Linked DNA regions of Homo sapiens: all the other regions are linked to region 1. A link is a contact called in ENCODE Hi-C or POLR2A ChIA-PET data. All regions are on one chromosome and are shown on one strand. Each heading gives the region's core, a stretch centred on a gene start or an enhancer-like site at or near the end of the contact. The rest is flanking DNA. Distances are from core to core; before and after follow the strand shown.

What was found. Hi-C counts contacts between places; a loop is a spot of excess contacts on that map. ChIA-PET counts read pairs that join two places held with the same protein, here RNA polymerase II (POLR2A). Pooled maps may share reads with other maps.
Region 2: a loop to region 1 is called in a map of CD8-positive, alpha-beta T cell, with 34 times the contacts of the local background. The contact joins the promoter of AFG3L2 here to the promoter of ROCK1 in region 1. A Hi-C loop is called at or near these places in 2 of 168 maps with a recorded cell type or tissue (CD4-positive, alpha-beta memory T cell and CD8-positive, alpha-beta T cell) and 8 of 50 pooled maps.
Region 3: a pooled map shows a loop between it and region 1 (8-fold over the local background). The contact joins the promoter of PTPN2 here to the promoter of ROCK1 in region 1. A Hi-C loop is called at or near these places in 3 of 50 pooled maps. POLR2A ChIA-PET finds 5 or more read pairs at or near these places in 2 of 52 experiments (GM10248 and T-cell).
Region 4: a map of naive thymus-derived CD4-positive, alpha-beta T cell shows a loop between it and region 1 (27-fold over the local background). The contact joins the promoter of CEP192 here to the promoter of ROCK1 in region 1. A Hi-C loop is called at or near these places in 1 of 168 maps with a recorded cell type or tissue (naive thymus-derived CD4-positive, alpha-beta T cell) and 5 of 50 pooled maps. POLR2A ChIA-PET finds 5 or more read pairs at or near these places in 1 of 52 experiments (activated B cell).
Region 5: a loop to region 1 is called in a map of CD4-positive, alpha-beta memory T cell, with 24 times the contacts of the local background. The contact joins the promoter of FAM210A here to the promoter of ROCK1 in region 1. A Hi-C loop is called at or near these places in 2 of 168 maps with a recorded cell type or tissue (CD4-positive, alpha-beta memory T cell and naive thymus-derived CD4-positive, alpha-beta T cell) and 7 of 50 pooled maps.
Region 6: a pooled map shows a loop between it and region 1 (19-fold over the local background). The contact joins the promoter of TAF4B here to the promoter of ROCK1 in region 1. A Hi-C loop is called at or near these places in 9 of 50 pooled maps.

Annotation. Positions count from the first base shown.
Region 1 is chr18:21,109,425-21,113,841 of GRCh38, reverse strand. ROCK1 (Rho associated coiled-coil containing protein kinase 1) reads left to right here and starts at 2,029. Exons shown (of 33, transcript NM_005406.3): 1 at 2,029-3,024. The coding sequence starts at 2,932. RefSeq lists enhancers at 1,431-1,490, 1,521-1,740, 1,840-2,134, 1,788-2,376 and a silencer at 1,781-2,170.
Region 2 is chr18:12,374,783-12,379,199 of GRCh38, reverse strand. AFG3L2 (AFG3 like matrix AAA peptidase subunit 2) reads left to right here and starts at 1,973. Exons shown (of 17, transcript NM_006796.3): 1 at 1,973-2,231. The coding sequence starts at 2,118. RefSeq lists enhancers at 675-1,204, 1,205-1,736 and a silencer at 1,509-2,408.
Region 3 is chr18:12,881,900-12,886,316 of GRCh38, reverse strand. It overlaps PTPN2 (protein tyrosine phosphatase non-receptor type 2), which reads left to right and starts at 2,080. Exons shown (of 9, transcript NM_002828.4): 1 at 2,080-2,244. The coding sequence starts at 2,176. RefSeq lists silencers at 459-508, 1,868-2,157, 2,538-2,877.
Region 4 is chr18:12,988,848-12,993,264 of GRCh38, reverse strand. It overlaps CEP192 (centrosomal protein 192), which reads right to left and starts at 1,903. Exons shown (of 45, transcript NM_032142.4): 1 at 1,828-1,903. RefSeq lists a silencer at 1,642-1,721 and enhancers at 2,202-2,581, 2,972-3,584.
Region 5 is chr18:13,724,273-13,728,689 of GRCh38, reverse strand. It overlaps FAM210A (family with sequence similarity 210 member A), which reads left to right and starts at 2,132. Exons shown (of 4, transcript NM_152352.4): 1 at 2,132-2,361. RNMT (RNA guanine-7 methyltransferase) reads right to left here and starts at 2,017. Exons shown (of 12, transcript NM_003799.3): 1 at 1,961-2,017. RefSeq lists an enhancer at 2,029-2,954.
Region 6 is chr18:26,224,066-26,228,482 of GRCh38, reverse strand. TAF4B (TATA-box binding protein associated factor 4b) reads right to left here and starts at 2,038. Exons shown (of 15, transcript NM_005640.3): 1 at 1,207-2,038. The coding sequence starts at 1,549. RefSeq lists a silencer at 1,399-1,558 and enhancers at 2,209-2,308, 2,339-2,408.

The sequences.
Region 1 (4,417 bases), core at 780-3,279:
CGATCGCGACATTGCACACCAGCCTGAGCAACAAGAGTGAAACTCCATCTCAAAACAAAATAAAACAAACAAAACACCAAAAATTAGCTGGGCGTGGTGGCGTGTGCCTGTAATCCCAGCTACTCCGGAGGCTGAGGCGGGAGAATCGCTTGAACCCGGGAGGCAGAGGTTGCAGTGAGCCGAGATCGTGCCACTGCACTCCAGACTGGTAGACAAGAGTGAAACTCCGCCTCGGAGAAAAAAAAAAAAGTTAATTTAGAGTCCATCTATCTTATGGCAGAAGATAACTAGATTTAGAGTCCATCTATCTTATGGCAGAAGATAACTAGTGATGTGTCACAATAATCAGAAGAGCCTTGTAGGTAAGTAAGCTATATATGGACCCCACCTATATTTCTAGTAGATATTTCTAGAAATATATGGACCCCACATATATTTCTAGTAGTTCTGCCAGGTTGGTTATCACTTCCACTTATATTTATCAGTGTCACTCATGTATTGTCTTAACTACTTGTATTTTTTCGTATGTGTCTAAATGGAAAGCAACATAATGTTCACGGTTCTCTGAGAAACAACAAAATTCCTAATACCTAAAAATGGTAATAATAATAAAAAAAAGACAAGCAGGGTTTAGGAAATTTATTTTAGGGCAACTGCCTGATTTATTTTAAGCCCTATGCTTAAAAATAAGTCTAATTCACATGACTTAAAATGCTGGAGCCAAGAAAAGTCGCTGCAAAGGCATTTAATGAAATACCTGGTTTGTCTAGTTGTCTTTGTTATGATTTTTGTATAAACCAAGAACGTCCTATCTTGATATATATAGTGGATTTTATATCTAAATATTTCTTGTATTTAATAAATTGAAAATAGAAATAGACATTTTTTCAAACAGTGTAAGATTTTCCTAACCTCTGACTCACATCGTAAGGCTGGTGGACTGTTCAGATGCTGTACGATGCTTTTTACTCCGATGCTTTTTGGTTCATCTGTAGCATTTTCCATCATGGGGTAAAAGATCCACATTTTCTATTTCTAGTGATCCTTAATTTGGCTTCTGAGCAAAAATAAAGTTTGATGAGGAATAAATTAAGGTAGATTTCCTGCTGAAACCAGTGAAGAACATAACTTTATCAGCGGGGGTGAGTGACAAGTCTTTCACCTTTCCTCACACCACAGTCAACGAAGTAACGGAACTAGGAGAAATGCCCATTATTCTCATGTCCTACATTAGTTCTGATAAAAATCACAATTAAGTTTCACTGAATGTTTTGACATTGAAACGGCAGCATTACACGTCCAGGAGAGAACTACAGTAGGGGTGTTATGAGAACTAACACGAACGACTTAAAAATATTGATTTTTTTCTACGAGATTATTTTCCTTTAAAAAAATTAAATTGAGCTTGACTTCTATTGACTGTATCTTCCGGAGTCAGTATTTTATGGCTCCCCTGACACACACGCCTGGCGTGGGAGGGCTGAGCGCTGCAGCGCTTCGGAACTTTCCCAGTGAATCGTAAATGGGTTCAACGCCGGGGCTCGCGGAGGGCTGTCCATGGAGTACCACTGAAAACCAAACGCCACTGGTGCTCAATGCTGGTACCTGCCGACGAAAAGGCTTCTTGCCTAAAAAAGAACCTATTGCCCCACCCTAACAGCAACAAGGAGAACAAGCACTCTCTCCTCGTCAGAAGTCTCTGGACTGGCTGCAACCCAGAGGAAACAGAGCTGGGGCATCTGCCGGGACAGCGATCAGAAGCAGCCAGAGCTCCGCCTCCGTCCGGACCTCCAAGGCCGCTCCAGAGCCCTGCATGGCTCCTCAGAGCCGGCCAAGGCGAGAACCTTGCCGGCAGCTGCTTACCCGCACTCGGCTCCTCCCAGCGGTCCGCCTTCTCCACCGCCTGCCCGCAAGGCCCCGCCCACCTCACCGCCCCGCCCCACCCCACCCTGCGGAGGCGACAGAGTGCGCGCGCGCGCGCGGGGTCCCGGCTGGTTCCCCTTCCGAGCGTCCGCGCCCCGCATGCGCAGTCTGCCCCGGCGGTCTCCGTTTGTTTGAACAGGAAGGCGGACATATTAGTCCCTCTCAGCCCCCCTCGCCCCACCCCCCAGGCATTCGCCGCCGCGACTCGCCCTTTCCCCGGCTGGGACCGCAGCCCCTCCCAGAAGCTCCCCCATCAGCAGCCGCCGGGACCCAACTATCGTCTTCCTCTTCGCCCGCTCTCCAGCCTTTCCTCTGCTAAGTCTCCATCGGGCATCGACCTCGCCCTGCCCCACCGGACACCGTAGCAGCAGCCCCAGCAGCGACGGGACAAAATGGGAGAGTGAGGCTGTCCTGCGTGGACCAGCTCGTGGCCGAGACTGATCGGTGCGTCGGGCCGGGCCGAGTAGAGCCGGGGACGCGGGGCTAGACCGTCTACAGCGCCTCTGAGCGGAGCGGGCCCGGCCCGTGGCCCGAGCGGCGGCCGCAGCTGGCACAGCTCCTCACCCGCCCTTTGCTTTCGCCTTTCCTCTTCTCCCTCCCTTGTTGCCCGGAGGGAGTCTCCACCCTGCTTCTCTTTCTCTACCCGCTCCTGCCCATCTCGGGACGGGGACCCCTCCATGGCGACGGCGGCCGGGGCCCGCTAGACTGAAGCACCTCGCCGGAGCGACGAGGCTGGTGGCGACGGCGCTGTCGGCTGTCGTGAGGGGCTGCCGGGTGGGATGCGACTTTGGGCGTCCGAGCGGCTGTGGGTCGCTGTTGCCCCCGGCCCGGGGTCTGGAGAGCGGAGGTCCCCTCAGTGAGGGGAAGACGGGGGAACCGGGCGCACCTGGTGACCCTGAGGTTCCGGCTCCTCCGCCCCGCGGCTGCGAACCCACCGCGGAGGAAGTTGGTTGAAATTGCTTTCCGCTGCTGGTGCTGGTAAGAGGGCATTGTCACAGCAGCAGCAACATGTCGACTGGGGACAGTTTTGAGACTCGATTTGAAAAAATGGACAACCTGCTGCGGGATCCCAAATCGGAAGTGAATTCGGATTGTTTGCTGGTGAGTAGCGCTGTTCTCTTTTGCTTGTCTGGGGTTTTGCATGTCTTTCCTTCCTCTTGCATTAGTCTGGTTCGCTGCAAAAGTCTCAGGTGTGCATAATCGTCTTGGAAAATGCTAGATTTCTGTTTCCTGAAGAATCTTGGAGTACCATTAACATCTCATGGTGTGGTCCTATTTGCCATTTGACTGGCTCTGTACTAACTACTCTGAACTTTTAATTCTGACTCAGTTCATGAGTACCCGAAAGATACTTACAAACTGCTATTGCAGGCATCCTATAAAAAGTTATCACGTCAGAGTTACTGCAATGTATACAGTTTGTTGAATGGCGATCGTAGTAATTAATGTTAATCTTTCTGATCCGTTTGACAGTTAAATTGGAAAGACTACTTTGCATTTTTTTTCCTTTTTGCGATTTAGCTCCTAGGGGTTTAGTTTTTAGCCTTGAAAATGATAACGGAGAATTGCTATTGAGGAAGTGATTTTTGAGCCAAAATTTCATAGGTGATTTGAGTTTGAAGGAACTTTTTGCTAAACTATTGTAAAAAACCAAGATAATTGGTCATAGGTAATTACAGTGTTAACTTATTTTATTGTATTATTGGTTACAAAAGTACGTACCATACAGTTATTGTAACTGTCTTTTTGGTGGTGTGGCACTTAACATTGTCACTTGTAAAACATTCTAAAGAGGGTTTTATGACATGAAAAACCACAATCCCATTTTAAAAATAGTTAAGTGGTTGATAATACAGTTATCTGTAAATAATTGGAATTCTTAGGTTTGATACATTTCCTCTGTAAATGTATCAAAGTTGTTCAGAGTTTCTGAACAACTAAGGGTTATATAATATTTCTTGGTCCAAACAAAACCACATAATCTCTAAAATAAGGTTTCAGGGAGCATGTATATGGACAGGATTTCACAATGTCTTCGGTGAAATAATGTTAGATATGCTCAATTTTGGGGATTAAGATTAAGGAAACAAAATAATACCATTCAAAGAAATAATACAATTCAAAAATCGCATCTTGAATCAAAGGAAAATTAATGTAGATTGTTTAAAATTAACGTGCATTTCAGTTACTCTAAATTTCTGTTTATTTGTATTTTTCCACGTGTATGGGTTTTACAACAAGCTTCCCAAAGCTTTCAGAATTGTTGTAAGCATCCCTGACCAGGAAATAAGACTATTGTGGGTTGTTTGAAATGTCTCACCACATTATGGATGCTCTTTATATTGAGAGATAGTAAAGAAGGTTGATGCGTAATAGATTTTAAAACATTTTATTAAACGAGATAAGTGGAAGGAATTAGAATATATCTTGTAGTAAGGATTTCTATAACTTCTAAGAAGTCTGATTTATCTTTTAATATTTATCCAGTTTTCAT
Region 2 (4,417 bases), core at 724-3,223, 8.7 Mb after region 1:
CTTCTCAAAGAACACACTTTGATTTCATTCATTTCTCTATGTCTTTTAGTTTTTAATTTTATTGATTTTTACTTTTATCTTCTTTCTGTTCTTTGGTTTTACTTCATTTTCTGTCTAGTTTTTTCTTTTTTGAAGCCGAGGTCTTTGTTTTGCCCAGGCTTGTCTGGAACTCTTGGGCTCAAGTGATCCTCTCACCTCAGCCTATTTCTGATACTGATTTCTAATTTAATTTCATTGTGGATAGAAAATATGTTTTATATGACTTGACTCCTCTTAATATTTTTATGGCCTACAATATGGTTTATTTTGATAAGTGCTCTGTGAAAACTTGAAAATAATGTGTATTCTGTTGTTATGAGTAGTTTTCTATAAATGTCTATTTGATTTAGTTGGTTGTGTTTAAGTCTTCTATATACTTACTATTTTCCTGTCTAATTGTTCTGTCAATTATCAAAAGAAGGATTTGAAATCTCCAAATATAATTGGAAGTTGTGGTTCTGTCAGTCTTTGCTCCATGTATTTTAAGCTTCTGTTAATGGGAACAAAGATGTTTAGGGTTGTTATGTCCTACTGATGAACTGACCCCTTTATAATAATAATAATAATAATAATAATAATAATAATAATTCTCTTGGCCAGATGTGGGTGGCTCACATCTGTAATCCCAGCACTTTGGGAGGCTGAGTCAGGAGGATTGCTTAAAGCCAGGAGTTTGAGACTAGCCTGGGCAACAAAGTGAGACTTCAACTCTACACAAAATAAAAAAAGTCGAGTGTGGTCGAGCGTGTGTGGTCCCAGCTACTTGGGAGGCTGAGGCAGGAGGATCCCTTGAGCCCAGGAGTTAGAGGCTGCAGTGAGCTACGATTGCACCATGGCATTCCAGCCTAAGTGACAGACTGAGACCCTGTCTCTGGAAAAGAAACCCGATCCTCTTCATCCTTAGTGATATTCTTTTCCCTGCAATTAATTTTCTTTGGAATTTCCTTGCCCTAAAATCTATTTGTCTACTCAGTTTTCTTTTGTGTGAGCATGGTATGATGGTGTATCTGGTATATCTTTTTGTTATTGTTTTACTGCCACTGGGGTAATCACAGGACTCACCTGGTTTTGTCTCCTGTCTCTCAAGGATTACTGTCCTTTGCCTGAGGTCCAGCGTCGCCAGCCTGGGCGACAGAGCGAGAGCCCGTCTCAGAAAAACCCCCAAGTCCCCCACCTCAGTTCAAAGACCTCTCCTTTTTCCTCCGCTGTCACGGTACAGGAAACAATGTGTAGTTTCCACTACCTGGAAGACTCGACTTGCTCTCCGAGAACCAGTTCCCCGACAGGGTTCCTAGAGCGCAGGCTGCACGGCACAGCCCCAACATTCCCTGCTGCTTGTGAATCTTCGCATCGCCCTCCCAGGGGTCAGGAATGTGTGCTTCGGTGTCTCCAGAGCCTAGCACCACCCCATGACTCAGCTGGCGCTCGGAGGGTCCTTCCATCTGCCGCCGCTGGGGCCTTCGCTACTTCCCCCTCGCTCCTACTGGCTGGCCCACCCGGCTGCCCAGGCTCGGAAGCCCAGGATCCCAGTCACGCGTCTCCCCTTAGTCCCCGCCTCCAGCCACGCCCCCCACACCCCTCCGTCGGCCCCGCCTCCAGCTCCTGCTCGCTCTCCTAGTCCTTCCTCGGCCCCACCTCCAGCCACGCCCCCCACGTGCGCCATCAGCCCCGCCCCCAGCTCTCGCTCGCCCTCCCGAGTCCTCCCTCGGCCCGGTCCCCGCCTCTAGCTCCCCCTTGCCCTCCAGGGTCCTTCTCGGCCCCGCCTCCTGCCGCGCCCCCAACGCTGCTCCGTCGGCCCCCGCCTCCGGTCCCGCCCCCATGCTCCTCCCATTTGGTCCTGTCTTCTGCACTGGCGGAGGTCGCGGCGGGCCTCGGAGAGGAGACGCCGACGTCAGCGCGCCGGGGCGGGGCTGGCGGCAGGAGACGCCGCGTTGAGAGCTTGGGCTCCTCCGTGAGCCGCCGGCGCGCTTCGCTGCCTGGCGGCCTTTCCCCGAGCCGAGCCCGCTTCCCGAGGCCGCCAGTCGTCGCCTGCCCGCGCCTGCGCAGCGTCCCGGGCCGAGAGGGCCACGGCGGCGGCCATGGCGCACCGCTGTTTGCGGCTGTGGGGCCGGGGCGGCTGCTGGCCCCGCGGCCTACAGCAGCTCCTCGTGCCTGGCGGCGTGGGCCCGGGCGAGCAGCCCTGCCTCCGGACGGTGAGTCCTACCTGGGCGCCCGGCGCCCTCCACCCTGCCTCGGGCCCACTTCCGGCTCGGGAGAGCGGACGTCAAGGTCACTGGCCCCCGCCCTCCGGCCGCACGCGGGCCGTCCCTGCCGAGGGCCTGGGCGCCCTGCGCTGTCTCTCAGCCGGCCCCGGGAGCGCCGATTCGCGCTCAGCCCTGCCTGTGGGATTCAAGTTTTGAAAACGCGCAGCTTCAGTAGAGCCGGGTTTTCGCGCTTCACCGGGGCGGTTGAAGCCTCGAAGGTCATGTTGGCTTGGTGGCCGTCCTTGTCCCCGCTTTCGTGTCCCCGGAGCACGGAACGAAGGCGTCTGTAATTTTGAGTCAGCAGCACGAGCACGATGTAGTCGCAAGGACGGGTTTTGGAGTCGGGCTGCCTAACCTCTCCGAGTCTCCGTGTTCCCGTCTGTTGAATGGGGCCATTGCGGGCATTCCAGGACTGGCAGTATTAGCTATTATTATTAAGAATGTCACCTTTTCATAGCAGGGACTCTGTGTTCGTTGCATATCAGGGCCTGCTCTCAGCAGGAGGCTCTTTCTCTGTTGGTAGCCATCCCTCTAGATACACACACGGGACCTGATACGTGTTTCTGACATAATGATAGAGTGTTGACAGAACCATGGCCGTGATCAGTCTCAATGAAAGGTTCACGTGTCGAATAGTCGCTCTCACTGTTTAAGTGACACGGTTCCTCAGCCTTGCACTGGTGTACGGGTGGTGGTTGAGGTCCCCGGGTCGGCCACGGGAACCTGGCTTGGCCTCCTGCTATCCCAGCGCCCTTGTAGTCAGCTCAACGTCTTCACTGTAAGGGGAGATAGGCTAGTGCCGGGGCTCACGCCTGCGATCCCAGCACTTAGGGAGGCCGAGGCGGGAGAATCGCTTGACTCCAGGAGTTGGAAACCAGCTTGGGTAGGGTAGCAGACCCTCCGATCTACGATTTTTATTTTTATTTTTATTTTTTAAGAGACGGGGTTTTGCTTCTTCGCCCAGGCCGGAGTGCAGCGGCGCAAACACAGCTCACTGCAGCCCCAAACTCAAGCGATCCTCCCGCCTCAGCCTCCGGAGTATCTGGGACTACAGCACCGTGGTTGATTTTTAAAAAGTTTCTGGAGAGGCCAGGCGCGGTAGCTCACGGCTGTAATCCCAGCAGGCGGGTGGATCACGAGGTCAGAAAATCGAGATCATCCTGGCTAACACGGTGAAACCCCATCTCTACTAAAAATACAAAAAATTAGCCGGGCGTGGTGGCGGGCGCCTGTAGTCCCAGCTGCTCGGGAGACTGAGGCAGGGGAATGGCGTGAACCTGGGCGGTGGAGCTGGCAGTGAGCCAAGAGCGGGCCACTGCACTCTAGCCTGGGCGACAGAGCGAGACTCCGTCCCAAAAGATAGGGTTCACCATCTTGCCCAGTTGCCCAGGCTGGCCTGGAACTCCAGGACCCAGGCGATCCTCCCGCCTCCTCCTCTCAAAGTGTTGGAATTACAGACCTGAGCCACAGCTCCTGGCCTCTACAAATTGTTTTTTTTTTTTTTTTCTTACCTGGGCTCAGTGACTTATGACTATAGTCCCAGCAACTCGGGGGGCCAAGGCGGGTTGCTTGGCGCGGGAGGTTGAGGCTCCAGTGAGTTTTGATTGCATTGCTGTACTCCAGCGTGGGTGACGGACTCTGTCTCCTAAAAAAAAAAAGAGCGGGGGTGGGGAGGGGGAATAATAGTGCCTGCATTCATGATTTTTACTCCTTGAGGCTCCCTTGCCAGTCTTAAATCAATTTCTTCGCCATGGTCACGCCACGCTGCCGTGTGGTAGGTCCTTTTTCGGTTTCCTGTATCCATTTCCCTGTTTTACCAAGCTCTGATCCCTTTTCTTTTCTTTTCTTTTTTTTTTTTTTTTGAGACAGGGTCTCGCTCTGTCGCCCAGACTGGAGTGCAGTGGTGTGATTTTGGGTCACTGCAACCTTCGCCTCCAGGGTTCAAGCAATTCTCCTGCCTCAGCCTCCCGAGTAGCTGGGATTACAGGCGCCCGCCACTACGCCTGGCTAAATTTTGTATTTTTAGTAGAGATGGTGTTTCACCTTGTTGGCCAGGCTGGTCTCAAACTCCTGGCCTCAAGCAATCCATTTGGCCTCCCAAAGTGCTAGTATTACAGACGTGAGCCACCTTGCCC
Region 3 (4,417 bases), core at 831-3,330, 8.2 Mb after region 1:
ATGAATCCAAATATGTAATCCACCAAGCATTATCTGTAAAATGAGTATCTCATACATATATGTACTATTATTTAAAAATACACTTTGCTACTTAATTTCATAATTCTTTTAAATGAATTTGTAATTTTTTAAATTAATAGACTTTGTTCATTATATATTTCCTCAAATATATAAACAGTATGCACATAAAAGTATGCCTACTATCAAAGGACTTTGAACAATTTGGGGGCAATAGGGAAGCCTGACATTTTAAAATCCTGAGAACTTCTGATCTTGACTTCAAAAGGGGCAAAAGTCTACATTTGGGGTCCTTTAGAAACAGCAAGCTAGGAACTAGTTGGGTTGGGAGTCACATATGTCGGAGAGACCAAGTCATATCTTGTCAGCAGGATATCTCGAAGCAAGTTAACCTCTGTTTTCTTTTTACCCCCGGGCTTCAGTGCAGCCCTGTATAGGTATTCTTCTGGAGCAATCATTCTCAAACTCTGGGGGGGCACAGGCATCCCCAGGAGAGCTTGCTTAAGTAGTCTCCTGGGGCCCCAACACCAGAGATTCTGATTCAGTAGTTTGGGGTGAGGCCTTCAAATTTGCATTTCAAAGAAGCTCACACTGGATGCAAATGATGCTGGTGTGAGAACCACTGTTCTAGATTCTTCGCTGCACTCAGCAAACTAAGATAGGCAAATACAGCTCCCGGAACCAGAGAGGCTGACAAATGAATTCCAAAGAGATGCTGAATACTTGGCGATAAGAACTGCTGCTTTGAGATAAAGATGCTCCTCCTTTGTAGAACACAGTATTTTTTGGTTGGAAAGCAATCTGATGAGCAGACTAATGCGAACATTCACAGGATATTCTGGGAGATACCATGCCTTTAATCAAAATAATCAGATTCAATGACAGAATTTCAGAACCAAGGACCATTAGACATTGTGGGGTCTTTCGGGGGAAGCTTTCCTGTATCTCTAAATCATACTATGTAAGTAGAAAGCTTGCTGACTGCTTTTTTGTTAATACGATTTCTTCTAGCTTCCGTAGCCAACTTTTTTTTTTTTTTTTCTGGCTAGGGTTTTCATTATTTTATGTGATTAAGGACACTTTTCTGCCCCAAGTATTGTAATCCTCTCGGCCGGCTCTGTCCAAAAGAACTGTCTTCGATGATAGAAACGTTCTACATATGTACTTTGCCACATAGCAGCCACTAGCCATACATGGTTATGGCACACCTGAAATGTGGCTGGTGCCACTGAGGAATTAAGTTAATATTTAAAATTTAAATCCCAATACTGGACAGCACGGCTAAACCTTTCCTAACCCTTCACGTTTCTTATGAAGATTATATAGCAGGATATTACAAGCACTAAAAAAGAACTATCTTAAATCTGAAGCAAGATGATTTCCCTAACTAGTACGTTTGTTTGGTAAAAGAGGACGTGCTATTTTTTACAGTTAAATCTAATTCGTAAGTTGTAGAACGTTTTCTTAACAAGGTATCCCTCTCCCAAATTCCGGGAGAGGCTGGCTGCCTTTCCTTTTGCTCCAGCGGTTTATTTGGCATAAAATCTGCAGGCTTACAGGAGCTGACACCAGGGCAGAAAAGAATGAGGAATTTGTTTCCAAGTTGGTCACAGGCCGCTAATCTGACCTAGATGATGTTTAAAATAATATTCAAATACAGCACTTTAAAAAACTATGAAGGCTGAGAAGAAAACGAGAAATGGGAAGCAAGAAGGAAGGCGGAGCGTGCCGGCGACTTCTCAGGGGACTTCCTCAGGGAGTCCCATTCCAGTAACCCCGCGCTACCCACGGACCACCGCCTCTCTCTTGTCGGAAGACGCAAGCCCAAGGGGCGGCTCACCTCGTGCCGCGCGCAGGGACCACGGCCGCCGGGTGGTCCCCTGGCCCCGCCCCCTCCCACCTGGGCACCCCGAGCCCCGCCCCCCGAGCGCCCCGCCCCGCCCCGCCGCCGACTTCGCGCCGCGCTCGGGCGCCGAGTCTGCGCGCTGACGTCCGACGCTCCAGGTACTTTCCCCACGGCCGACAGGGCTTGGCGTGGGGGCGGGGCGCGGCGCGCAGCGCGCATGCGCCGCAGCGCCAGCGCTCTCCCCGGATCGTGCGGGGCCTGAGCCTCTCCGCCGGCGCAGGCTCTGCTCGCGCCAGCTCGCTCCCGCAGCCATGCCCACCACCATCGAGCGGGAGTTCGAAGAGTTGGATACTCAGCGTCGCTGGCAGCCGCTGTACTTGGTGAGTCGCGGACCCACGCGGCAGTCGCCGACCTCCTCCGAGACCCGGACTCGTGCCCTGTCCGCAGGGTCCCTCCCGCCTCCCCCGCCTCTCGCCTCTAGCCTCTCGCTCGGGGCGGAAGTGGCGGCGCGGTCCGCGTCAGGGGCGCGCCTGCGCTGACCGCTCTCTTGCTCCTTTTGGTTTAAAAAAAAAAAAAAAAAAAGCATACTTGAGCTGAGCAGCTCATGGTTAGCGCAAGCGCAGTTAGTTCTGGAGGGCGGTGCCACAGCGGCTTCTTGGGGAGCGCGTGGATGCGCCACCAGCGTTGCGCGGCCCGGGTCTGGGGGTCCTTGGGAAAGCCGTGGGGGCGCTCGGGCGCGCGCCCCCGGGCCGCAGCTTCGCCGTAGCTCCCACGCCGCTGTGCTTGGTTCTTGCTCGCGGACAGCTCTTTCTCTGGCCGGGTGTTTTGTGGCCGGGTGGGCAGCTGGCGTCCCCGGGAGCGGTGAGGGCGGGGGCGGGCGAGCCGGGCCGCGGCGTCCGGGTCCAGCTGGCGCCCGCGCAGGACCTGTGGGAGCAGGCCGCTCTGGGCGCCGGGCCGGCCGCCGCAGCCCTCTGCGAGGCGAAGCTCGCTCTCCTGGCGGAGCCGCGGTGGTTGGGGGTGGCTCGTGGCCTCTGGCGAGGGCAGCGCTCTCGGGACCCTCCGTCTTCATTTTCCCCCGTGGCCCAGCAGCGCCCAGCGTGGGTTCGGCCCCCATAGAACCTTCCCGGAACGAAAGAGGCTTTGCTTGTGTTCGTCCAGTGATAGCGTGTCATTCTCTTTATAGTTTTCCTTACTGAGGTATACTTTCCCTACAGTGAAACGCAGCTTTCATGTGTGCTCCCAGACGGGTGTCACAAATGAATCCCCTCTTGCAAGCCCCCTCAAATCAAAATAGCCTTTCCTTGCCCTGAGAAAGTGCCCTCATCCCCTCCCCGGGGGCACGGTGTTCCGATGCCTATCGCCCTAATCGTGCCTGTTCAGCTCACATAGATGCAATATGTAGTATAAACACCTGTGATTCGCTTTTTTTATGTCAACTAGACTACCTTTTAATTCAAACAAAACTTTATCTCTTTTAAAATGATGTAACTGCTTTCCCCTTCGTTTAATCCTTGTCGTATTATTCCCAAGATTGAATTTGGTGACGGTTAAGTTAATGCTGCTTCTGATGTTTGGTTCTCTCTGTGTAAAGTAAAAGACGGGCTTTCCTGTAAATGGATGATCCTGGGTTTTTCCCCTTTCCATTTAATTAGATGGCAGTGAAAAATGTGTTCAGAAAGTAACGTTTTCTTCTTGAACACATTAGTGGGAAGTATAAATATTCTGATTCCCATGATACAGAGTATGTTAGAATAGGGATCTAAGTTTTAAAGAATGCTGGTAAGGACTCTTCCAATTATAGACAATCTGAAACGCAAATTCTGGTAGGAATCTTCATGTGAGAGAGCCTGCCAGCTGCATCTTCTCCAGTTACATTTGTTTTAGCAGAGGCTGCTGTCTCTCTAAGGGATAGGTTATATATCGAAATAGATTTGAAAAGAGAAAAGTGAATATAACTTAATTCAGCTTAACATTTTGGTTTAAGAAATTTAATTTTCTTTGGTATCATTAATATCCTTGAAAATTCAATGAGAATTGTGATTCCTCTTTCCAGAAAAATGAACTTAACTCGCATCCACTGGAGATTTCACATGCATTTTCAAAAAGATAAGGAAATCCTTCTATAGATTCTTACCGAGGAATCCTGTAGTTTCCTTGGTTGGTCAATGCTCATATTATTTTTTCCTAGTTGAAAACAAGACCATTAGTTTGGTCAGTAGAAACCATGGCATGCACACTGGTGTTACAGTAAAAGTAGGTCACAAACCAAGAAAGTTAGTAATGGAAAGCAAGTCAGGAAGTTTGAGCTATGTGTTCTCCTGTGGCCTTAGAACATCCATTCAGCCATTCCACAAATATGCCCGGACCCCCAGTGGAGTTGCAGCTTTTGCTCCTGGCCTTGGGGATTCAGCAGAGAATGCTCCTGGCAAGTTTCCTACCCTCGAGGTGCTCACTCTAGGGCTTATTCTTTTGGGGCCTCATTGTAGTTCCATATTTTCATTCATTCGTTCATAACATGCTTGTTATGTGCTAGTGTTAGACACTGAGGATTCT
Region 4 (4,417 bases), core at 654-3,153, 8.1 Mb after region 1:
TCCATTCATTCCCGCCGTTATCTTTAGTCTTCACCCAAATCCATCCCTATTAACTGGCAATACAAGCCTGACACCTAGGACCATCCTGATCCCTCCTGCTCTCTCACCAAATTCTAATGCTTCTAACGTCAAATACACTTCTGGAGCTGAGACCCACTTCTATATTCCTAATGCCCGTTGCCCATCACTTTTTATTCTGAACTATCACACGAGTCTCCCAACTAGCCTCCCCAAGTCTAGCCTTGTAATTACTAAGTTATTCATTCATATACAGACATGTAAACTATTAAAATTTATAGAAAACTCTTCAACAGTTGTCCCTATTTAGAAGGGCCTAATCCAAAGAAAACTCAGAAATTATGCAAAGGTCATTCATGCAACATTCATTATCAAACACAAACCATGAAGAACCCTCTACTTGGCACCAAGAATGCAAAGATAAATAAGGCAGCTCCCCTCAGGGAGCTGACAATCCCTGTCAACTACGATAGTGTTAAGTGCTTCAACAGAGCTTTGCTAAGGGTGCAAAGGTAACAAAACCCACGGGAAGATTCCTCAAGATGTAACCTAATACCTAGTCTCTTCTCCAGAAAAGATTACACTTGTAAACCATTCATGGACATAACACATTCCTAAAGGAAATTTCCTTTAATTTCTCACATTATTGCATTACCCACCCCTCCTCCATCATCTCAAGTGAAGACAATATTTTTCTTCTATCCTATTTGAACTGAGTGGCTATATTTGCAATTTCTCTTGCTATTTCCTTAAAGTAGTGACCTCAAATTTCACATCTGGACTCACTAATTACATTCCTAGGTACATAAAAGATTACTGACTATAGTCATTAATCGTAGGTCTATGTATACAATTAAACACATTTAAAAGCACACGCCGTGGAACCCAAAGCCGAGTCAAACTTCCCCAAAACTCATCATTTACTCTTGGCACTTTAAGATATACTTTAAAACTAGGTAGGCATTTGGTATATTATTGTTCAAGGCTTGCCGTTTTTGCCTAGAAAACTGAAATTTGGAGAAAAAGTTGATTTTGGAGCAGTAAAAACGCCAGTCGAATGACCTCAAAATAGTAAGAGCAAATGGAAATATGGTCATATAAACAGCTGTTCTCCAAACGACTGACTTGAAGAGGTCCTCATGTTTTACTAAACAAACTCTGAAAGTAACAGCAAAGTAAAAGTAGAGTGTATTAACATTCGTCTCATTTCACGTTCTGTTGATAATGAAATCATAGGCAAGGAATGTAGGTAAACTATTAGGAATAAATGAACGCAACCTAGCAGAAACCAAATCAAGTGAGTAAACGGAAGACAAGGGCATTAAGTTAAGTTAACAAGGTTACTTCCTGGGTCAGAATTTTAAACAAAAAGGAGGAACAGAACCGCCCATCACAGGGCACATAAAGGAAACATCACCGGTCACTTCACAAGCACACTGCAAGAAACTCCAGAGGGTAGCACGGAGAGGGCCTGTCCCTCAAGAGGTGGAAGTCCCCAGACAAGAGGGGAGGAAAGAAGGACGTGATCCCCTAACAGTCTGTCTCATCACGCCCGGCCAAAGCCCGATGACACAGAGGCGTGCAATTAATCCCAACCAGGCGGAGCTCAGCTCAGAGGCTGCGCCAGGCGCAGAGGCGCGGGAAGCGCGGCAGTCCCCTTGCTCGCGCCCTGAGGCCGCCCCACAGCCTGCGCCCCCACCCGGCCCAACCGTCACTGTCCCGTCGGTCCGGCAGCCGAAACGTAGGCCAAAGGTGCATGCGTCTGCCTCCCGCCTAGGCGCAGGCCGAGGCACCAGCGTCCCCCCTCACCGAGCCCGCGTCCCCGACTTCGGAGGGCAGTGTGCAGCGGGAAAGTCCACGGACTGAAGAGGTGTCCCAGGGCACTGCAAGTGCGCGTGCGCGTGGCCCCCGCACCGGCTGGAGCCCGGAACGGCCGTACCGCGCCCGCCTCTGGTTTACGTCTGTTCGCGGCACCAGGCAAGGGGAGGAGACTGAGCTGGCTTTTGATTGGACAGCGGGAAGACATGGGGCGGGAAGAAGCCCGGTGATTGGTGGGGACAGCGCGTTCCTGGATTTGAAGCGAGGAAGCCGCGCGCCCTGCGAGTCCGGAGGAGGAAATGGAGCTCTGCGCTGCGTGGGACCCGGGGGACGGCTCCCGTTGGCGCCGCCTTCAAGGTCTTGGCGAATTTGAAAATAATGCTTACTTTATTCAGTTTGGGTCTCCAGGGCACCGCCAGTCACTCTATGCGCAAAGAAGTATCCCCCGCCAACAAATCCCCCCCGATAGGTTTCGTCCTTCCGTGGGCAGATGCAGACCTTTCCTGTTGGTAGGCGCTGAAAGGCGTCAGGTTTCACCTTCAATCAGCTAATTCCTCGGGATCCAAGTTTCATGACATTTCGCCACATCTAGTCGCCTCTTTGTGACAGAGTAGGCTTTGTCTCGATTGCTTCCTACTTTTCTCCATCCTTCTTAGGCCACAAAACCCATCACCGCCATCTGCTCGGCACAGGCCCTTAACTACTTCACTGAGACCATGCCTTTCACTCAAAATGTATCTCAGTCTTTTTCAGTAAGGTCCCTTATCTCAAAATTTATTCCATATAGTCACAGAGGGAAAAGAGTCCCTCTTTTCCAAAGCTAACTCCTTAACTTCGTTCAAGTTACTGAAAGATGTCCGGCGCACCTTGGAGGAAAGAAGAGGGAAAACGCAAAGTTTAGAAGTCCCTAGACCTGAGGTTACTTGGTGGGGAAAGACGTCTGTTTACTTGACCACTTTCTACCTCCTGCAAACATGGCTCACCTGTCATTCTTGGATATCCTCTCCACTGGTTTCCTTCTCTCTGCCTACAAAAATGCAGCACCTCTCTACCCAAACACACACACCACACACCCATACACCACACACACCACTCACACCACAAACCACACACACCCACATATGCACCACACACACGTGTGTGACACGTATACACACATCCATACACAACACACACCCACATACACATCACCCACACACCACACACACCCTCCACACACAAACACCACTCAAACCACACACCCACACACACCCCTTCCTTGATTCTGTTTCATCACCTAATGACCATTCTTGTTTCCTTCCCTTAATGGTCTCCACTTTTTTTTCCATAGAGGAAGCCAGGCTTCCACTTTTTACACCTTATTTTGACGCATTTCATGGTGTCTAGCTGGGTCCTTAAAACTTTATCAGGAATAGACTCCTAATTGTCAAACTCAGTGATATCTCCACAGTTCGACACCTCTTCTTGGAACCCTGCAGCCTTGGTATTTGCAAAGAGTAATTACCTTTATTCTACCTTTGTCCACACTCAGTGAGCAAAGATAAATGCAGAAAATCTCAAGATTTTCTGAATCCCAAAAAAGTAAGCCAAATGCTCAGCCCTAGAGCTGACCTCTCTTAACCTCTTTTTCTACAAAGCGGTCACACATTGGAGGTGAACTGCTTAAATGTGTCTACAGGTTCCGGACTGTCACTCACACCAGATCCTTGTTAATAAATGTCCTTCCTCCATAAATATCCTCAAGTCACCACAGCACTCCCCACAACACTCAGTAACCTGATAGGACTCTATTAACAGAGATCTCTGATTCAGAGTCTCGGCAGCAGGAGAGCCTGGACTCTGACGCCAGGCTGCCTGGATCTGAATCCTGGCTCTACCTCCCTCTTCCAAACTGTGTAGCCTTGGGCAAGTAGCTTTAACCAGCCGGTTTCCTTGTCTGTAAAGTGGGGATAATTAAAGCGCTTGCCTCAGAGGCTTACTGTGAGGATTTAAAGCTACTTCTGTAAGGTATCTAGAAAAATAATGGCCCATGGAAATACTCAACAAACATTAGCTATTATCTTATACCTCAGTATCTCACCTCACTTGCCAACTGGAAAGGAGGAACAGAACTCCCACTGTGATTTCCAAATCTCTTTAGACACTGAGTAGAGCCTGCAGAGGCCCCATGACCAGGGTGCCTCCCAGGGAATTAGAAGTGAGGCCTATCCAGTTTTAAGTTCAGACATCTCTCAGCTCCCCTTTTACCAACTGCTTAAAGTGGTATGCCTCAGCCAATACTCAAAACCTTCTACAATGTAACCACAAGGTATGATTTCAGGTTAATGTCCCAGTAGTTCCCTAAATGAACCCTACTCTTTCATCAGACTGTTACTTATATCCTATTCCGTAAACACACCCCGGCCCTCTTTTACCTATTGAAATCAGACATCCCTTCCAAATTCTGCCAGCTCAAATAACTTGTCTCTTTTATGCCTACTATACAATTTCTACCATTATTACAAAGCTGAACCCATTACCTTTTGTAAATTCTAAAAATGCCTTCTCCCACGAGTGTAAGTTTGTGTGCAGACTACCTATT
Region 5 (4,417 bases), core at 883-3,382, 7.4 Mb after region 1:
CTCATCTCGGTTAAAACGGCTTTTATCAAAAAGATTTTTAAAAAATGGATGCTGAGGCCGTCACGGTGGCTCACACCTGTAATCCCAGCACTTTGGGAGGTGGAGGTGGGCAGATCACTTGAGGTCAGGAGTTCTAGACCAGCCTGGCCAACATAGTGAAACCCCGTCTCTACCAAAAACACAAAAATCAGCCGGGCATGGTGATGTGCGCCTGTAATCCCAGCTACTCGGGAGGCTGAGGCATGAGAATCGCTTGAACCCGGGAGGTGGAGGTTGCAGTGAGCTGAGATCAAGCCACTGCACTCCGGCCTGGGCGACAGAGCAAGGCTCCGTCACACACACACACACACACACACACAAAAAAAAAAAAAAAAAAAAAAAAAAAAAAAGATGCTGATGAGGATGCAGGATGCAGAAAAGGGGGAACACTTGTACACTGTTAGGGAGAACGTAAATTAGCACAGCCACTAATTTACATACTGGGAAAAGTATGATGGAGGTTCTTCAAAAAACAAAAAATAGAACTAGTGCTATTGAGATGAGTTTCTTCTATATTCTGGTTGTTAATCCCCTGTCCGATGAACAGTTTTGCAAATCTGGGTACAGATCCAAAAGAAGGGAAATCAGTATATCTAAGAAATATCTGCAGTCTCAAGTTTATTCACAATAGTCAAGATATGGAATCAACCTAAGCGTTCATCAACAGATGAATAAAGATAATGTAGCATATATACACAATGGAATATTAGTCATTAAAAAGAATGAAATCCTGTCATTTGCAACAACATGGATGAAACCGGATGTCATTATGTTAACTGAAATAAGCCAGGCACATGAAGACAATATCATGTTGTTACTCATGTGGGAGCTAAAAATGTGGACCTGATGGAGGTAAAGAGTGGATTGGTGGTTACCACAGACTGGGAAGGGTAGCAGGAAGAGGAGCGGGATGAAGAAGAGAAATTGGTTAATGGGTACAAAAAACCCCAGAAGAAATAAAATCTAGTGCCTGATAGTACAGTGGGGTGGACACAGTTAACAATAACTTATTGTGTAGTTCAAAATAGCTAAAAGAAAAATTGGAATGTTCCCAACATAAAGATAAATGTTTGAGATGACAAATATCCCAATTGCCCTGATTTAGTCGTTACACATTGTATGCATGTATCAAAGTATCACCTGCACCTGCAAATATGTGCAACTTCTATGTATCAATTTAACAAATTGGGGGAAAAAAAACCCAAACCAAACTCAAAGTGGAATAATGAAAACACTCCATAGGGAAGAGAGCTGTCCCTCAGAATCTTCAAGAAACCTTCGAAAGGTGGTCGACTGACATGGAGATGGACACGCGATAAATAACCACACGAACATTTCGACCCGGCTTTCCAGTCACACCTCCGAAGCAAGCTATGTCTCTGCGTCATTTCAGCTCCTCAGGGTACGAGCGAGCAGGCCGCCAGGGCCGCCGGGATAAAGCCCAAGCGGGATAAGCTCTAAGTCCCGACCCGCCCGCTTGACCCTCTACCACGGGGCCCGAGAGGACGCACAGAGGCGAGAAGGGACTTCTCCAGCCAAGTTCACCCCCTCCGTCATTAGCGCGGCCTGTTACTCAACCTCTGGTTCAGGTTTCCGAAGCGCCGCTGAAGACAAACCTGCGGACCCCACGCCCCTCCCCAGCACGGCCCTGGGGCGCGAGCTGGAGCAGCTCTTCGAGCTGCTTCTCCCACCCGGGCTCGCCCAGTCTGGAGGAGGAACAGCGCCCGCCCACCCCAAGGAGTTCCCATTTTCCTTGGGACTGAGGACACAAGGCAATAGACCCACGCGTTGGGTAGTGAAGCACAGGGCTAATGCGAAGTGAGCCCATGTCAGGGGTGGGAGTGCCAGTTCCACCCCTCCACGGCGGCCGAGGGACAAACACAAAGAAAGGAAGGGCCGGAGTTCCAGCCGTCACACTCACCAGCACAGCCAAACGCGATTCTGTTTGCGGAAACGGCGGCCCGCGCCACGCGTGTCTGCTTACGTCACTTCCGGAGGTGCGAGAGTCACGTGGAGACGGTCAGGCGAGAGTGCCGCGACGCACGTCCTCCGCGCCGGAACTACGAGTCCCGACGTGCCGCGCGCGGCATGCAGAAGCTTCACTGAGCGGGCACTGGAGGTCGCGAGCACGTTGCTAGTGGGCGCGGCTGGCGGGGCCGGGGGCGGCAGGGGGCTAGCGTCCGGCTGAGCCCGGCGGGTTCCTGCACGCGGACCCACGCTTTGTCGGGCTGCTCTGCTGAGTGACACCGCCGTGGCATCCGAGGAGCTGTGGTCCAGCCTGCGCGGCGGGAAGCGGCGGCGGCGGCTCCAGCGTCCTAAGAGGTAGCATGGGCCCAGGCCTCTGTGGGGCAGCGGGAGGGGTCTAGAGGGCACCTTCAACCCTGGGCGTGTGTCCGGGAGCTGACTCGCGGCGCGAACCCGGCAACTGCTCCGCGTGCGCCGCTCTTCGGGCTGTGGCAGTGTACGACTGCCAGACGGGTCGTCCACACTCGCCGACCCCACAGACCCCGGCGGCCGAGAGAGGTCCCCCCGCCCTTCCGGGTCGAGCCAGTGTCCTGGCAAATCTTGCTTTGGGACTGTTTTTCAGCCTCCTTTGCTGTAACCCTTCACCGTGTTCTCCCCCCTTCTTCCGAAGCCAGTTGAAGAGGGGCCCGGAAGCGCCCGCGTTCGGAATGGTTTTTAAAATTAGCAATTTCTTATTAGGGACTGGCAGACTGGTCCTTACCGCCGTGTTTGGGAAGCCACAAGAGGCCATTCTTACCTGTTAGATTCTGAGAAAAGGGACCGCCTATACCTCTTCTTGACAAATACCTAAGGATGCATTAGTCTGCGTTGGCTGAACTTGGCATGGTGTGGTTTGGGGGAGACAACACACTTTTTTTGGCCATCACCCCAGATTTCTACTGGGGAGTGAAAGCGCCTACTGTACTGAAACTCGAAAGCTCCATAGTTGAGGACTTTCAACCTGAGATCAGGGTCAAAACTACCTGTGGATAGATTATTGAAGCGTGTGCATATTAACGTCGTGCGTCAAGTCCCCACCTTCCAAGGTTGTAAAACTGATCAGATTTACAATCCGTCTTGAATTACTCTTTACCAAAATTGATCCATTTAAAACAGCTTTGAAAATGTGCTTTACCAGCCTTCCTTCTTGTCAGTAGGCACAGGTATATTAATGAATAGACCTGGCTTTGGGGAAGGCAGCATTTGCAGCGTTGTGCTTTCCAATCTAATCACTTCTAAATTGTGGGCATTAGCCCATTTGAGGTTACAAACTTTGAACCAAGAATGAGGCCTATTTTTCACAAATAAGGATGACCCATCAATTTCTGATGACTGCTTGTATTTGTTATTATATGAAATGAGGTAAGTTGAGAATTAATCTCATTACATGAATATTGACAACTGCAAAAGTGTAGGTCTTACAGATCGAATGCATTATAGGCATATACAAGCATTAGAACCAGGCAATTACATTCCCTGTTCCTGATGCTTAAGTTTCTTGAGATAATTGCTGTTGTAATTTTACAGAAAATGAGTGTAATTTTGACTTTTAAAAACATGTTTTAATGTTTTTAAACACCGGGTGCAGTGGCTCACTTCTGTAATCCCAGCCGTTGGGAGGCCGAGGCGGTTGGATCACGAGGTCAGGAGTTTGAGACCAGCCTGGCCAACATGGTGAAACCCCGTCTCTACTAAAAATACAAAAATTAGCCAGGCGTGGTGGCGCGTGCCTGTAATCCCAGCTACTCAGGAGGCTGAGGCAGGAGAATCGCTTAAACCCGGAAGGCGGAGGTTGCAGTGAGCCGAGATTGCGCCGTTGCACTCTAGCCTGGGCGACAGAGCGAGACTGTCTCAAAAAAAACTAAACAAAACAAAAAAAGTTATTAGATTAAAAGCCTCTTAACTATGTGTTTATGAAAACTCCACGATGATGGGATATATAGAGATTACATTTTTCAGTTTTTATAAAACTTAACTAGAAGTTGTGTAAATTCATTTGAGAATAGAGGGGAAGGATTCTTGAAAGCAGTTAATGTAAGTAAATGAGCCAGATAAAAATGATTTTAAAGTTACCATTGGTGTTATTTTTCCCTCATTATTGCCTGAGTAATCTCTGGTTTTCTGGACATTAAAATAATAATAGCTAATACTCGAGTACCTTTTAGGTGCCAAGGTTAGTGCTTTATTCATTTGCACTCGTTTAATTCTAACCGAACCCAGTGGTATAGTTATGAGTGTTTGTTTTACAGATGAGGGTTAAGTAACTTGGCCAAGATCATGCAGCTTGTTAAGTAGTGGGATCAAGATTTGGACCCAGGCAGTCTGGCTGATTGACCAGACTCTGCTAATAATGAAACAGTGCTGGCTAGAAGAT
Region 6 (4,417 bases), core at 789-3,288, 5.1 Mb before region 1:
AATAATGTATTCGGTGCTGCACACTGCCGTAACAGTGCCTTAACAATTTTACATACCTTGTATACCATATAAAACTGAAACAGAACTTCATAAAAAGTGAAATCTATCCACAACGTGTATGACTAACTACAACATTAGATACAAAAAGGGTCCCTGTCATTTTATTAGGGGATATAGAATCTTTTGAATCAATGCTTCCCCTTTTTTACCATCTTTGCAGTTCAGAGTTCCAATTACTGCTAAACAAAATTAACAGAAAGCAAACTCCAAGAGACTTTCAGTAAAGAAAGGCTGAACACCCCAAAATCATTCAGCATATTTACAATATGTAAATTATCACAAAGCAAAACCTTTATACAAACCATGAAATACAGCCCAATAGAGTAAAAAGCCCTAGGATAGAAAGTAGTGAAAGACTCATTAACAGTAGCGTTGACACATGGCTTCAATTGCAACTGTAACAATTGCATGACTGATCTGTTTGTCAACTGTGGCACGTGTTCCCAGTCAGGGGTTCTGCTAATTGAAAGTTAGAATCATAAGACATTTAAAGATTGTGCAGGAACAGCATTATTCGTACTTGGTACTAGAAAGCAGTAAACCGATTCTGACTTGGTTAAATTTAAAAATCTCTTTCAGTTGTAATACACAAGAACTTCACTGTTAGGCCGTACGCGGTGGCTCACGCCTGTAATCCCAGCACTTTGGGAGGCCGAGGCGGGAGGATCGATTGGGCCCAGGAGTTCGACGTCGGTGAGCCATGATCGTGTCACTGCACTCCAGACTGGGCGACAGAGCGAAACCATACCTCATTCGTTCATTCATTCATTCATAATTAATAAAATAAGTACAACGCACTTCTACATAATCTAAGCGTATGGAAATCCACGGTATAAACCGGTCCATCCTCCACATGGAAATTAACTTCGGCTATATTATCTCCTCCACCTAAGAGCCAGTGCCTGAAAGCCCCCCCGAATACGCTGATGTAGCTTTTTACTGTATCACTTAGGTGAAAAGATTCTTTCCTTAAATATGAAAAGAAAAACTATGTAGTAATGACACAAAAAGAATATGTTAACTGTAAAGTCAAGATTATGAAATGTTCCCGTGGCTCAGTTTTTTTAGGAGCAATCTGGAGCTGCGAATTTTCCCGTCGCCGCCAGCTGGACCGACAGACAAGGCTGGAAAGGGTTATCAACATACCTGGAGGAAGCTGCAAATTAGCAGGAAACTGGATTGTCGTGGTGTTGGGGGCTTTCACGGCGACTATCTGAGGAGCAGGCAGCCTAGGGCCGCTGCTGACTTTAGGAGGGGCGCTGACCGGAGCCACTTTGGTCACCAGGGTCCCCACGGGGGACCGCAGGGGCTGGGACGCCGTGGGCTCCACGCAGACGCTGACAGGAGCCTTAGTCACGGCGCCCAGGGCCACCGGAGTGCTCTCCACCCGCACCGGCAGCGCCCCGGCCGGGGCCATGGTCACGGTCCCCGAGGCGCTCACAGCAGCCGGGGGAGCGGCGCCGGCGGGTTCGGTGAGGCCGGCGGGCATCCCCCAGGGGCTCAGCGGCAGCTTTGGCGCTGCGGTTCCGGGAGCAGAGGTGAGGGGAGGCTTGGCGCGCGGCAGCCGACTCCGGTGCGGTTCGGGTTCCACAGCATCGCTGGGGAGAGGCGCGGGGGCCGCAGCAGCGAAGTCAGTGACGGGCGCCCGCTGCACGGCAGGACACGCGCGTCCCGGACCTTCCTCTCGTCCGCGCGAGCCTGGGCTGCCCCCGGAGCGACACCCGCCCGACCTCTCGCAGCTTCCTCAGCGGCGCTCACACGTGCGCTGCCTCAGCCCTGCGCCTCAGGCTCGGGTCCCGCTGCGGGGGAGCCTGGACTTGCGGCTCCCGGAAGGTCGTCGCTCACACCTCGAGCCTAACTGCGCAGCTGCTCCCCCGCCAGAAATTTCAAAACTACGAACCCCGAGTGCCCACAGCCCCCTACGCGCGATTGGCACGGCCCCGCCGCGCGGCCACGCCAGCCATGTTTATATAGCCACGCGGAGACCTCGCGCACGCGCCCAGGCCGCCGCCACCGCCCCGGGTTTCCCCGGGATCCGGCCGCGTGATTGGCCAAGGAGCGGAGCCGCGCCCGTGACGTCACTGGGGACGGCTCCAGGGAGCGTTAAAATCTTCCCCAGAATCGCCAGCAAGGAGGGGCGATGCCAGAAACCTATCACGTGGGAGGGGCAAGCTGCACTTGGAAAACTGCGGCATCCGTGTTCCTCTCCTTGTGTCCCCTGTAGTGTGTTCCTCGAAAAGCCAGCACTAGACTATCTCCAGGATTCTATTTTTTAAGGAGAAAATGGGGAGGACTGATTTCCGAGAAGAGTGACTCAATAAGAATTCAATCACGCATTTTCAGTGTTTTTCTCTGCTGTCTTCACACTGAAGCGTTGCTAAAATTCGCAGTTAGAATTGACATTGTAAAAATTAAAATGGCGTATAGTTTTATAGTCTGTGAGATGTGCCTATTTTCATATTTTAGAGTTAAACTGCCTAAAATCTTAAATGGAAAATCGTTTCTTCTTTGGTGCTGCTATAGGTGTCTCTATCACCTCTAAACATTAAAATTGTATGTCTGTCTTCTGAAAAACTTAATGCCTTTTGATATCTATATAATTAGATTCTAGCACTTAGATATTAAGCGTGATCCTAGATATTATCTGGATAAATAAAAGGTGTTGAGTGAATCGATATGAAAAAACTTGCCTGTTTGTAATGCAGTCAGAGAAGATGCCTTAATTTCAAGCTAAAGTCATTATATTGTATGTTTGTAGGAACCAACACTGCACTGAAAGGCGATTTTACAAGTAGGCAGATGCTATGATCTGAATGTTGTGGTGTTTTGTTTTGTTTTGTTTTGTTTTGTTTTGTTTTGGAAACAGGATCTAACTCTGTCACCCAGGCTGGAGTGCAGTGGCACCATTGGCTCATTGCAGCCTCCACCTCCTGGGCTCAAGTGATCATCCTACCCTCCTACCTCAGATTCCCGAGTAGCTGGAACCACAGGGGAGCGGCACTATGCCTAGCAAAAACGGGATCTCGTTATATTGTCCAGGCTGGTCTCCAATTCCTGAGCTCCCGCCTGGGCCTCCCAAAGTGCTAGGATTATACCCCCAACTGAGTGTTAAAATGCTAAAGCTGGAGTTGATAATATTAGAAGGTTGGGCCTTTGAAAGGTGATTAGATCATAAGGGTGGAGCCCTCATGAATGGGATTCCATTCAGGACAAATCATGTTAAAGTGATGAATATGTTAACTTGATTTAATTATTTCACGACACATACAAATGTAACATGATACCTCATAAATACATACAATTATTATTTGTTAGTTAAATACATTAAATAAATAATTTTTTTAAAAAAAGAAACCTCAGAAAGATCCCTCACCCCTTCCAGCAAGTGAGGTTATGGTAAAAAGACTGCTGTCTAGAAAGTAGACTCTCATCAGATACCACATCTGCCTTGATCTTGAACTTCCCAACCTCTGGAATTATGGGACATGAATTTCTCTTTTTATAAGCTACCCAGTTTATGATATTTCATTATAGAAGCCCGAGTGGACTAAAATAGCAGGCAACCTGATGGTTACAGCTCCTGCTTTTCCCCCTCTCTGTAAACGTGTGCCGGCACGTTTAGATAAGATCTACTCACAAGATCTAGTAAAGTCCACACACTTACTACCTTTACTGTCTCTCACTTCTTGACCAGTCTAAATCCATCTCATGACCTAAACCAATCACCCTCCCTTTCTATGGTGAATTCCCTGATCACTTACCTTCTAGCAAATGCCTCAAAGTGGAGTTGGGGAGAGAAAAACTCAATTTATTGAGCACCTCCTGTGTGCTGGTCACCAAGAGATGCATTTCCTTTTTCTAACTGCTTCATTTTACAAACTTAAAAACTGCAGTTAAAAGAGTAATGTTTCCAAGAAGCTGGAATTCAAACTCATCAGTATGATGCCAAAGTACATCTCTTTCCATTACTCCAAAACGTCTGATTAATCATGTATCCCACAGTGCCCTTGGCAAAATGCCTTGAGCATAAAAGGCATTTAATAAATACTTGCTAAGGTAATGAATTGAATGAAGCTATGCAACATTTTCAGTGAAGCAAAATGGTGTAGTGTATTTGAATCTTAGATATGTTCTTCACTAACTGGCCAAATTATCCCCGATTTTTTTCCCTCCATATAGTATGTTTCAATAGATACTTGGGTACGGAAGCATCAAAGTTTGTTTATAGAACTCTCCCTTTCTAAATTTCCACTAGACCCCCACCATCAATTCACACACTTTGTTTAGATAGGCAATTAACCTCCACCATCAAATTACAAAGAGACTTGGTTGGGGAACTATATTTTTTCATAAAGTT